2 separate regions of the Mus musculus genome follow, and region 1 is linked to region 2. A link is a contact called in ENCODE Hi-C data. All regions are on one chromosome and are shown on one strand. Each heading gives the region's core, a stretch centred on a gene start or an enhancer-like site at or near the end of the contact. The rest is flanking DNA. Distances are from core to core; before and after follow the strand shown.

Region 1 (6,794 bases), core at 2,181-4,680, 1.1 Mb after region 2:
AAGTTTGGAAACCTAAGTTGGATCCCTGGAATCCACGTAAAGGTAAAAGGATAGAACCAACTCCCCAAAAGCTGTTTCTCACTTCTACATGAACACCATGACATAGATATTCACAGCATATGTGTAAGAGAGTAAGGAACAAGAAAGAAAATCTACCTGGGCTACCAAGGTCAGCCTGGTCAACTTGAAGGCTGCTTTATAGACAGTAAAAAGGTCTGGAGATATAGACCAGTAGCTGGGTGGTGGAGCACTTTACCTCACTCAGTCCTCAGTATCATACACACAAGGAAACAACAAAGCACCTACTGTCAGAACACAGTCCAAGAACGGAGTAATTAAGAATTCTGAGTGCTTGTGAGAAAACTCCAAGAAGTCAAGACAAAAGTCTGTGACCTCAGTTTCTTAAAAACAGAATTGTTCTTGAAATGTGTTTTCATGTTCCTCTGAGGTGTAGTGGATAGGAGTGAGTTTACTTCACCTGTTCTTACTCATGTCCCCTATGGGAAAAAAAATCATGGTTTTGTCATATGTGGCTTGTTGTTGTGATTCCTCTTAACATTCAAGGTATAAACTGTCTAATGCTCTGAATAAACTTGGCTAGTGCACAAGACTTTAGTCTGCCTCATTTTTAGACCTCCTACCTTCTTATTGCTGTTTGTATTTTTTTAAGACAGGATCTCACTCCTGCTGGCCCAGGAGTATGCAGTCCACACTGGCCATGTTTTTTATGGCTCAGCTATTCCATTGTGGTTCACCTTCTCCCTCCTGTATATGCTTCTTATTCCATGGAGGCTCCTTTCTGCTTCTCCTCCTTCCTTTTCCTCTTGGTCCCAAGCCCAGAAAACCTAAACCCCACCTACATCTCTTCTCCCCAGTTATTGGTTGCTGGCATCTTTATTTACCAATCAGAATTAACTCGGGGCAGGGACCCTCAGTGTCTTACCTACAGACTAACTTGTCTTTGGGGCAAACAGTTTTAGAGGGCCCAAATTAACATAAAAATACAAACAACATTAGACCAACTACAAATAATCAATCCCTGTAAGTCATTCACAGCATGAGCACATAGAAAGAAACGAATGTAATATAAAACATTTTAATGTGAAATTTTCTTACATGTGGTACATACCAGAAATTGCAGGGTTGCCCAAGGTTCAAGGCCAGTTTGGTTTACATAGTATTATAGTCCACGAGTCACCTCACAAACTACACAAATACAGATTTTAGTCAGACAGGCATAGTTTATTGATCATTCAACCCAGGAATGATTGATCAGGGTCATAGACCAGACTTAGAAGAGCCAAGATCCTACAGAGCTCTTCCTTTTTTTCTTTCTCCCCATCCCCTTTGTTATTTTTTTTTTAAATTGGATATTTTATTTATTTAAATTTCAAATGTTATCTCCTTTCCAGGTTTCCCCTCTGGAAACCCCTTATCCCATTTTTCTTCCCCCTGCTTCTATGAGGGTGTTCTCCTACCCATCTACCCACCCACCTACAGAGCTTTTAAGCTTTTAAACCCGCCAAGTTAGTTTACCAATCAGTATTTAGGGATAGGGGATTTCCTTGGCAACATATCTTTGCTGTCCATTTATCCAGCTCCTATTGGTTGAGGTATTCAGCTGTGATAGAGGACTTGCCTTGCTTAACTTCAACACTCACGTCTTAACTTGCCAACCAGGATGCTAGTTACCCATGTACATGTCTCTTTCTGCCAAGTAGGATGTCAGTTCCCTGGGCCGTCTTGGGAAGTTAAACTTTACTCAATCTCTACTCAAAATGGAAGTCTTATTCCAAATAGCTTCTTTTATTGGTGTAGGCCTCTCTTTTATGTTGGGGTCTATTCCAGGGGCAGCTTATAAAAGCAAAAACCATAAAAGGTCATACACAGGTGCAAGAAGTGCTGTCTGGTGGTTGGTTCCAGTCCAAGGTTATTGCTGCTAACTATACAAAGCAGTTCTAACTGACTTATATTGTGGTTGGTTTCCAAGAACACCAAAACACAGAATGCCCCATCAACTCGGGCATGAGAAAGTTTCCTTATAATATTAGTAACAGCACAAAATGGGTGGCTAGACACAGGTCTTAACACATAGCAGTTTCATAATAGCCATGGCTACAGAGTAAAATCCAGTCTCAAAACAAAAACAAAAACAAAAAAACTAAAACAAAACAAAAAACCACAAACAAAAAAACAAAACCAAAAACAAAAACTAAAAGAAACAAAAGTAAATTTTATTATGCTGCCCTTAGGCTTATTGTTTTTTAGACATTCTCTTTTGAGATGGTGACTTTTTTTGTAAAATATTTTCTTGAAGATCTAGGGATGGAACTCAGCTTAGGAAAGAGGCCAACCACTAGTAGAACTCATAGACCAGCTGGTAATCCTTGTCTGTTTTTTCAGTTAGTTAGTTAGTTTGTTTTGTTTCGTTTTTTTGTTTAGCTCAGGTTGGCTTTAAGCTACAACCCTCCTGCTCTTGAGTTTCCAAATGCTGGGATGACAGGCGCATGTTACAATGTCCTCTCTTAGAAATTTCTTGTTATTTTTAAGATCAATCTCAATTCTCCAGCATTTACTTCTTAGTCTCAATACATGTATTCACTCCCTTCTGGCAAGCAATCTTTAACCAGCCTGAATCTTGAGTTATCAGAAAGCAAGCTTGCAGCCTCAGTCTTTTCTGTCAGCTGATAATTATTTCTTCCTCCTTTCTTTATCGAAATAACATTGCCATCAACCTTACAGATTAATTTAAAAATAACTTCTATGAAGGTGATATGCCTTCATTTAGAATTCCCAGGTATCTCGGTACTTATCCAGTATTTACCAATGCATTATCTTGTAATTTATTAGTTTGTTGCCAGGAAAGGCCTCTACGTCCTTAAGGGCAGAACTAGGCGTTCTTAAACTTTCTATAGGGACCTTAAATGAGAAGATGACACACAAAGTATATTTGTTGAGTAACTTTTTTGGAGGGTGGACGGGGAAATATCAGAAAGGTGGGGGGTAAAAGGACAGAGGAACACAGGGTACTATTGTGTATACAGATTCTTCCATACACGTTTTTTTAAAGATAGTGTCTCCTGTTGCCAGTAGGAAGCAGAGGTTGGCCTAGAACTCTTTGTGCTCATACTGCTTCGCTGTCCACACTCCCGCCCCCGGCTGGGATACAAGCTGCTCTTCCGTAAACTGGCCCAGAAGAGAGGATACTGAGCGTGGAGAGGTAGTCGGATTCCGTGTCTCTGGATCCTGCTGGAGCAGAGTAGGGTCTCTTGTTTCTCGCCGGCAGCCTCGCGTGGCAACCCCAGTCGCTGACACCAAACTCGGCTGACTGCAAGAAAGCAGCCAGGTTACCTCCTCCCCGCCTCCGTGGCCCCGCCCCGGAAGTGACTTGAGGCCGGTCCGGAACCTCCCGGCGCTGCGGCTGCAGCGTCACCAGAAGAGCCGGAGGGGTCCGGGCCGAGCAGCCGCTGCCACCGCCAACGAACCGGGTGCCGCGCGGGGTCCAGCAGCGCGCCGGGCAGCCGGGGCGGGAGGGGGGCCCAGCGGTCGGGCCGAGGGCGAGGCGACGCGGACGAGGCTGAGCCCGCAGCGGGGCGGGGGCCGGGGCCGGGGGTCGGGCCGGGGGCGGCCCCGGGCTAATGGAGGCTCCGGAGCGGGCGGGCGGCGGGGAGCCCCCCGAGCCTGGCGGGCGGCCGGTACTGGGCCCGCGGGCCTTCGTCCCGCAGAAGGAGATCGTGTACAACAAGCTTCTGCCCTATGCCGAGCGGCTGGACGCCGAGTCCGACTTGCAGCTGGCACAGATCAAGAGCAACCTGGGCCGGGCCGTGCAGCTCCAAGAGCTGTGGCCCGGGGGCCTCTTCTGGACGCGGAAACTCTCCACGTAAGTGGGCTGAAGCCGTCGGCGGGCCGGGCTCTTTGTCTGCGCTGCTGGTGCTGCTCAACTCTGTTCTGTCCAGACGGCGCTGACCTGGTGCAGGATTCCAGGGGCGCGGCCGAGTCCGGGGAGACCCAGTCTCCTCGTTGCTTTCCGTGGGACTTCTGGGTCCTGTCGGTCGCCTCTCACGATCAGCGTTCTGGTCCTTTCTCTTGACGTGCCAGGCTCTGGGGAGCCACAGGCGTACCCGGGCATAGGGACGAGCGGCTCCCATTGGTTCTCCCTGGGGTTCTGCGCTTGGAGCTGCGGGATAGAGAGCTTCGGTCTTTGGGGAAGCGACTCCTGTCCTTGCTTCTGTGGTTTTTTTGGGTTTGTTGTTTGTTTTTTGTTTTTGTTGTTGTTTTGTTTTGTTTTTCCTTCCTCGTCGATCCACTTTACACTTCTTACCGTAGGAAGTAGGGACAGTAAGAGGTTGTGTGTGTGTGTGTGTGTGTGTGGTGTGTTTTTCTGTGTTACTATGTTTCTTGGGGGTCTGGGTTGCTGTTCTGGCTTCCTGGATTTAATTGAAACGATTCGTTTCAAATGGACAGTCAGCGCATTCTCGGATTGAGTAGACGTTGAGAATGTTGTCTTAGAATTCTAGGAAAAGTGTATGTTCCTGTTGTGACATTTCCTCGGTCACGACTTCGCTTATTCTAAGGCAAATAGTGAAGAGCGCTGTTAGGTTGATCCCGGGCTTTGTTGGCCAGACTGTGTGGTTTTGAGTTGGTTAGTTCTTTTGTTTTCCGTACGCACTAGCCGCAAATTATAGCGTCATTAGAATTAGAACGGGGGAAAAGTAATGATGGAGCAAAAAGTTTGGAGAGGTCATTTGCTCTATGCGCGCCTTTACTTTGGCAGAACTTATTATATAAGATTTTTGCTGTTTTGTTTGGTACGCTACATATAATTTGGTAAGACTATGTTTATGCATATGGTTACCGATAAGTGATTGCACAGGGCATGTCATTTGTGTTCCCCAGAATCTGCTGAGTGAGCTGGGTGATGACTCAGGGTTTTATAATACAATAGTGGGCTGTATCTCTCTTCGGGATAATTTTTATGTGCTAATTATTGGGGGGCTTCTGACAAGTTTTTTGTACTCTTCAACCGAGTGAAAAGAGCTCTTTTACTTAAAAGATGCAAAACTAAAGCACTTAATTTGTCTTTCTTAGAGTGACCATAAAGTGGTCACGATTAACAGCTCTGTTGAGTGGATTATAAAGAAGTTTATGGTATTAAGGATCCATAAATGTGGAGATCAATGTAATCAAAGAAAACCCTCTTTTTAAAGGATTAAAATTGAGTTACTTTGTGTGTTCTCCTTAGGTGTTTGTGTAACTTGAACACAGTAAAAATGAAGTTTGTTAGTCACTTTGATAGACTTGCCAAGGAATATTGTTTTCAGGGAATATATGCAACTTTTCTTTGGTGTATAATATGTGTATGTATATGCCAATTTGTGAAGACATCCAGCTTGGATTTATAAGCACAGTTAAATGTTTATTTTCCAATATCTGGTTAATGAGTTTGGTAAATTAGCACTAGGCTTTGTTGCTGTTTTGCCTAAAGTACAAGTATTACCAAGAAATAATAATGGAGTTACCATGCTTGATGTGTAGAGCAGTATTGCTGTTTAGATGGCTTAATGGTGGTGGCTCCTGTTTTCTGTAAATAACCTGCAACAAGTGCTGTCATGTAGACTTTAATTTTGGAATAGTGGTTAAATACTGGAAACTAATTCTTGGAATTGCGTTGCCATGTGACACTTTGAATTTGATAGGGCACACTGTGGTCTTGGGTGTGTGTTTTCTTCTCGAAGACGAATTAGGGTGACATGTTTGTGTATAGTTGTGCTCACCCTCCCCAGTTTAAAAGCCTAGTGTTGTGCTTAACATCTATATAATCCTGAAGTAATCATGTTTGCCATGTTCTAGAAGAAATGGAGTAGATTTCATTTTTTCCTCACCAATTCTGAAGATATGAGAAACTTATTTAATCATGTCCTTTTGCTTGCTTGTAAATGAAATGAGAGTGTTTCCTGGGAACTATTTTTGCTCTGATGTTATATCATTTTGCTACTTATTAAATATTTAAAAAGGAGTTATGATACCCTCTCCCTCCCAGTAAGGTTTTAGGTAGGCTTGGCTGGCCTGGAACTATCCGTAGGATGGCCCTACCCATTTGCTCTTCCCGATGATGGAATTACCAGCATGAGACACCATGGCTGGCTGGCTTTTGAGACAGGATCTCTAGTAGCCCTAGAACTGTTCCAAACTTGCTGGTCTTAACTCCCGACCCCTGCCTTAACCTCCCAAATGCTAGCCAGCAGTTAATCATTCAGAAATAGCAAGTTTACCTTTGACTTGCTAATTGGTTCTTTGTGCCAGAACCTCATTTTTGGTTCTCATTTTTTTAAATGCAAAACTTTTTGCCTTACACATTTTCAATATTTTTTACTCTATTATTATTCTTGTTATTGTTATTATTATTATTATTATTATTATTATTTATGTGTAGGGGTAGTCAGAGGACAACTCTAAGGAACAGTTCTCTCCTGCTTGGCTTCCTGGGATCAAAGCCAGGTCTTTAGGGTTGTTGCCAAATTGCTTTTGCCTGAGGATCCATCTTGTTGACTCTGAATATTTTTATTATGGAAAATATCGAACATATAGAAGAGGACAATAACATAATGAACACCACTTACCAGCAATTATCAAGCCATAGTGAGTTGGAAAATTTGTGATTGATTTTACTTCTGAGTTCCCCCTCTATCTCCATTACTTTGTCTAAGGTTTACTATAATCAAACCTTATGGCAGAACACTTTTAAAAGGCTGATATATGTCTTGCTACATGTGCACTTGTGCCATTACATGCTC
Region 2 (6,887 bases), core at 1,613-4,112:
AGGACTTCTTCTGTATTCTCCATTCATCTGTTGGTAGATATGTAAATAGCCATTTCCTGGCTATTTGGATAGTGGGATTCCTTTTCCTGACTTAAATTTTTATTTTAGGTCCAACACTAATTATAAACATGACTGAAGAAATTGATCTCATTTCTGTTTTTACTCTTAGTAGTGAATGAATGTACTTTGAACCAAGACATTTATTAACCAGGATTACAAAGCTACATTTCATAAAATTCTATATATACAGAACCTAAAACCAGGGAAGTGTTAGGGAAAATCATGCAGGAAGCTGTTACAACTTCCACTTAAGCCAAAAATTATGTTTCAGTGTTTTGTTTTGTTTTGTTCCAGTACAAAGAATGCATGTAACTCAGCAGTGCACTTGAAAAAAGACAAGTCCTTTTCAGTAGGTGAAAGAGCTATGGCAGAAAGCTCTTGAAACAGGTTTTATGTTGGAACCCATCTTTCATATTCCAATATATATGCATATATATATATATCCATCTCTGGCCCTTTAACTTTTTCAAAGGGCATACATGATAGAAGGCAAATGTAGCCTGTTCCACATATGAGTTTAGGTAGTGATTAAGTGTTTTGCAATAGTATTAATACCATAGCACTGGAACTGCCTATTCTTCTGAGTAGTGACCCTTCCTTTACCTGAAAATGTATAGACAAACTTTGCACCTGCTTTGTTTGGTGCTGGTATAGAGTACATACCTAATGCATTGTATAAACCAATAAAGCATAAAATGCAAACACAGAATGGATACTAGTTCAAGAAACTTTTGCTATGTAATGAATCACCTAAAAAGGCAGTGGTTTAAAACAACAGTGACACATTATTTTTCATGATTGTATATTGGCTCTAGGATGAAGTCGCATTTTTTGAGAGAATATCACTATGGCTGGGATAGTTAGGTGTCTCTTTCAATGTCTCTTTTCTTCCAGAATGAATAGGACCAGAATGTGTATGAATGCTATGCGGTGTATATGTGGGACACCACGCAGGTGCCTGGCTCCTGAGGAAGTCATAGAGGGCTTCATATTTGCTGGAACTGGAGTTATGGAGAGTTGGAAATCACCATGTAGGTCCTTAGACTCAAACTTGGGCTGTTTATTTACTGCAAGAGCAGTAAGTTCTCTTAACTAGCCATCTTTCTAGCCCCATTACATTTTAAAAGTTTTTTTTAAAAAAAGATGTGTGTGAGTGTGTATGCTGTGATTATGAGCTGCTTGGATGCTGGGAACAGAACTCAGGTCTTGTTAAAGCCATTTCTCCAGCAACCCTCACCAACATCCACCCCACCCAATTCTTTCTTAAAACTTAAACTAAATCTAGGGTGATATTACTTTGTTGGGACTACAAATTTGCTTAAAAACCAACAAAATCCATGGCAATCAAATATCTTAGTTATTAGAACATGCATTTAAAAGTTTCTACAAGCTGCTTCAAAAAGAATACAAGTGAACTTGATAATATAGTGTACTCATCCCACTATATCCAAAATACTATCAATGCCAACATAAAACCAATGTGAAACAGAAATTATAACATTTCTTATAAATTCTGGGAATGTAGTGTGTATTTTATTCACAGAACACACTTCATTTCAGTGCTCAGGAGCTAAAAGCAGCCAGTTGCTTCAGTACTAGACAGTGCACATGTAGACTGAACAATTGGAATGCAGGCAATCCTCTCTCCAGAGTAGGCATGCAGCCAGTATTTTTGAAAAGTGTATAAGAAAGATAAAGGGACTCTGCAAACCTTGAAGCAAAGTTTTCTATGTTCTACCGTTTTCTTTCTTTCTTTCTTTCTTTCTTTCTTTCTTTCTTTCTTTCTTTCTTTCTTTCTTTTGATTTTTTGAAACAGGGTTTCTCTGTGTAGCTTTGGCTGTCCTAGAATTCACTTTGTAGACCAGGCTGGTCTCGAACTCAGAAATCCACCTGCCTCTGCATCCCAAGTGCTGGGATTAAAGGCATGTGCCACCACACCTGGCTACCGTTTTCTTTAAAGTGTAGCTTTGGGGGGGTGGGGGTGGGGGGGACCGCACATCAGGAGACATGCCATTCCAGCATATCAAACCAGTGAGTGTAGGGCTTCCCGACTCCTAGGAAGCCTGAATCATCCGGGATGTTGACTCATCAGCCTGAGGTGAGTGAAAAATAGTGAACCAATTTTGCCTTCCAAGGCATCTATTTCAACGTTCCTTCCCCCTTCTCCCTTTCTGGTGACTCATTCTCCGTGCACTTTTAGAGTCCAGCAGAATGCAAGGCCGAAAGCATTCTAAACAGTGAGCCCAGAGCTCCGGGTAATCTAGCACAGCTGTTTTGCCTACCTCATTCCAGGCCTGCAGTCTAGAAAGGGAGGGAACTTGAAAGTGTCAAATAAATGTTTTGTTTTTCTTTCTCCTTTTGAGGTGGTGGTAGTTATGCGTTGGGACCATGTCTGAAAATAAGTCTTTTATCTAAAAAAATCCGTAAGACCTAATTCAGTCTTGTTAGTACCTTTCTCCACTTTTTTTTTTTTTTTTCCCTTTTCGGGGAGGAAACTTTCCACTCCTAGGTCCCCAGGATAACGCCCTTCCACAGGCTTCTTGGAAAACTCTCCAAATCCTGGGACCGCAGCCCGCCCCCTTTTGGTAGACTAAAATCCCGCTGTAGGCAAGGCCAAGTCCCCGCCCCATTCCCCAACTACACTAGGTGGGGGTGGATCCCAGCTCCAAACCCCGCCCTCCGAACGCCACCAAGGAAGTATGGCAGGCTCCGCCTGCACCCTATTTCTATTGGACAACCCCGTGATCCATCTTCTCTATCCCGCAGCCTATTGGCTCTCTGTCCCCCGCGCCAGCCAGCCCTCCCCTGCCGGGAAGGTGAGTCACGCCAAACTGGGCGGAGAGTCTGCCCTCCTCTCTCAGTTGCTCATCTGGGCGGCGGCGGCTGCTGCAACTGAGGACAGGGCGGGTGGCGCATCTCGAGCGCGGAGGCAGGAGGAGAAGTCTTATTGTTCCTGGAGCTGTCGCCTTTGCGGGTTCCTCGGCTTGGTTCGGCCAGCCCGGCCTCTGCCAGTCCTGCCCAACCCCCACAACCGCCCGCGGCTCTGAGGAGAAGTGGCCCGCGGCGGCAGTAGCTGCAGCATCATCGCCGACCATGGAAGACATAGACCAGTCGTCGCTGGTCTCCTCGTCCGCGGATAGCCCGCCCCGGCCCCCGCCCGCTTTCAAGTACCAGTTCGTGACGGAGCCCGAGGACGAGGAGGACGAGGAAGACGAGGAGGAGGAGGAGGACGACGAGGACCTGGAGGAATTGGAGGTGCTGGAGAGGAAGCCCGCAGCCGGGCTGTCCGCGGCTCCGGTGCCCCCCGCCGCCGCACCGCTGCTGGACTTCAGCAGCGACTCGGTGCCCCCCGCGCCCCGCGGGCCGCTGCCGGCCGCGCCCCCCACCGCCCCTGAGAGGCAGCCGTCCTGGGAACGCAGCCCCGCGGCGTCCGCGCCATCCCTGCCGCCCGCTGCCGCAGTCCTGCCCTCCAAGCTCCCGGAGGACGACGAGCCTCCAGCGCGGCCTCCGGCGCCAGCCGGCGCGAGCCCCCTAGCGGAGCCCGCCGCGCCCCCTTCCACGCCGGCCGCGCCCAAGCGCAGGGGCTCGGGCTCAGTGGGTGAGTGCTGCTGCGCGTTACGCCCCTCCCTCTTTTGTGTCTTGGCCCGGGGGAGGAGGGGACGGGCAGGGCTGCTCGGGACCCTAGGGCTTTGTCTACGAGTGGCAGGGTGATGGCGCCCCCGCTGGCGGGAGGCGGGCAGAAGGGTGGGGCGGCCTCGGAAGCCTGGGTGCCTTCATTGTTTGTCGGGGTTTCGGGGAGCACGTGCACCGCTGCCAAGTCGCTGGTTCCCATTCCAGCACGAAGTTCTCGCCTATCAGCAGCTAGGAGTGTGTTGAAGAACTAGGATGGTGGATTCCTTGGGCTGGGCTGGGCTGGGCTGGGCTGGGCTGGGCTGGGCTGGGCTTGGAGGTGGGAATGGGAAGGCTGTGGTGCCCTAATCCCTTTATTTAAAGGATGGGCGTTTGTCGACCACTCTACAGTTTTTTTATTTTTTAGGGCCTGCCTTCCTTCCTGCCGGGCGTCGGGGGATCCCCTTGCACTAATCCCCTGTTTCTTTCTCCCTTTATTGGTGGGGAACTGGCCGAGCTGCTAACGTCTATACAGTAACCCAACTGCGGTGAAGGGGGAGCGAGCGCCTCCAGTGGCGTGGTTCCAGGAGAAAAGGGAAGGAGAGACTTTTGGTGAAGTTCTGCCACCGCCCAGTTCATTTGTGTTTAATGTGGTGATTCCTACACCAGCCTGAGAAACGAGATCTGGGCATTTTGTTCCGATGGGGCATAGTTATCCAGGGCCTCAGTTGTGCTGTAAAAGAAATTGCCAAATTTAATGGCATCTCTTAGCCTTTAAATGCATCGAGATTGACTTGTAGAGAAAAGGCAAAATGGTTGACCTTAAAAAGGGGCAAACCTGTGGATTCCTGGTCAGGAATTAGTTGAACTTGTGGTAGATTTATCCTGAGACATAATGAAATGTTTTAGGGCAAATGTTCCTATATTAGTTAGAAGTTTTTATAAGTATATGATTTACATTGACAAAATGCATTGAATATTGTTTTATTGCCCTTTTTATTTTGGAAAGGGAAAAAAATCAAATTTTGTAAAGAACGAGAATGCATCTTAAGTAGTTTATTACTTTGGGACAAAGTGTCTTGCTAGCAAAAAGCCTTTTTTTTCTTTTTGTAAAGTAAGGTAAAAAATTAAATGGTATAACTGCCTGCTGGGAAATTTTCACAACATTCCAGATCTAGGAGGTTTTATTTTTTTAGAGAAATAATATCACCCCAGAGCTTGCAGTATCTTTTTTATTACAATTAACTCTCTTATAATGGGGATAATGAATCAATAGAAGTGATCCTGGGTAACAATTCATTATGGGCACACCAAAGGCACTATTCAAAAACAACTCCTACAGTAAAGAATTTAGATGAAGACTGCCTTGTCTTTTCATTTTTATTTTCCTTTCCTTTTTTTTGAGGGAAACTAAAGTAGAAAAAAATAAAGTATTAAAATTTTAAACTGGAAACAATGATTGGCCAAACTATACTTTTCATTTTTTCTACTTTCATAGAAACAAGATAAATAGTTTTGTCCTTTGAATATGGAGGGGACTCAGGCAGCATCAGCATTTTCTTGAAATACTGACAAATTTTAGAAGATTTAGAAATACTAACAAAGTTTAGAAGACAAAAGAGGAATGTTGTCTACCCAGGAATTTTGTACTCATTGTGTTTTTTGGAAGCTTTATTCCCTTTATTGAACACAACAACAGTGAGTTGTGGTTGTTGATATTTAACTCATCGCAATACATTAGATTTCTTAATGCACTGAAGAGTTTGGCTATTGGCTGGTCCCTATTATTGGTTATCTAGGACACTTTACAAAGTTCTGGGCTTCCAAGGTGTGGCAGTAAGCAAGACTCATGCTCTCCTCATGGGGATAATACACAAAATAAGCACACAAAAAAGTACTAAAAATGATGGTGTTATGAAACGATAACAGCTTGAAGGGATGAGAATAACTGAAACATGTGTACCCTTTTTTTTTCTTCTTAAAGATCTATTTATTTTATGTATATGAGTACACTGTAGCTGTCTTCAGACACATCAGAAGAGGGCATCAGATCCCATTGCAGATGGTTGTGAGCCACCATGTGGTTGCTGGGAATTGAACTCAGGATCTCTGGAAAAGCAGTCAGTGCTCTTAACCGCTGGGCCATCTCTCCAGCCCCATGAGGACCCTTTTCAAGGTTGCTTGATGATAGGAAAAAGAACTAAGGTTTGAGCTGCAGAGAAAAAATATATATATAAAGGAATTCCTAGGGCAAAGACCCTGAAGCAGGAGTGAGCTTGTTTATTAACTAAGATTATTAAGGAAAACTTATGCAGAGTCAGGTAGTTAGGAGCCTCTGGGGTCACGGTAATAAGTATGGCTTACAGAAATAGTATTTTAGGAATATGCTACTTGAATAATTACATTGTGATTTTGGAGCAAAAATGTAGTTTTGAAGGTTTATAGATGATTATAATAAAGACAAAGGTGAAAGCACTCTGTCCATGGTTAGAATAGACAAACTGGGAGAGGCTATATATAAACCCCTAGCAACTGTGTTTAACACTGCTATTTACATTAGTTTTTTTCCTTAACTCTGATATCCTTCAGTTAGTAAGTTATAGTTTTCCTGAATTGCAGTATCTCCATTGTAATGTATTGAGACCTGTACCTTTTACTTGATGACCATTTTTCTAGAAAGAATGGTTCATTTGTTCTAAGGAAACTTAGAGATTGATTTGAGGAAAGTGCAGACATCAGTTGACCATTTTTCTAGAAAGAATGGTTCATTTGTTCTAAGGAAACTTAGAGATTGATTTGAGGAAAGTGCAGACATCAGTTAAGATGACTAAGCTGATCTTTAGACACATTGGTAATGTGAATGAAAGTGTGTGATAGATTAACTGGAATTCTGAAGGGTATTAAGTCAAAATAAAGGAATCTGGATCTTATTATCATACTTTAATTCATAGTCTGCCGTGTCAAGCTGCTTTTATATCATGAAATCAAAATGGTTCTTCAAAAAAAAAAAAAAAAAAAGATTTGTGTACGTGCACAGGCCAGAAACAGGAGGGTATCTCTCTTGTTGAGTACAGATATGTTGGTATCCAGCTTGATAATGAGATTTTATGAGTTGGTTAGTCTGTTTTGTTTCGTTTCAAAAGAAAAAAGATTTATCAAGCTTCTGGTGATGGTGGTTTCAAGGCATGGCATCTGTCATCTACTTGGCCATGGTAAAA

What was found. A loop is a pair of places that touch in the nucleus more often than their neighbours do.
Region 1: a map of T-helper 1 cell shows a loop between it and region 2 (9-fold over the local background). The contact joins the promoter of Psme4 here to the promoter of Rtn4 in region 2. A Hi-C loop is called at or near these places in 2 of 37 maps with a recorded cell type or tissue (T-helper 1 cell and T-helper 2 cell).

The regions. Positions count from the first base shown.
Region 1 is chr11:30,768,345-30,775,138 of GRCm38, forward strand. Psme4 (proteasome (prosome, macropain) activator subunit 4) reads left to right here and starts at 3,431. Exons shown (of 47, transcript NM_134013.3): 1 at 3,431-3,880. The coding sequence starts at 3,639.
Region 2 is chr11:29,690,036-29,696,922 of GRCm38, forward strand. Rtn4 (reticulon 4) reads left to right here and starts at 2,863. Exons shown (of 9, transcript NM_194054.3): 1 at 2,863-3,658. The coding sequence starts at 3,154.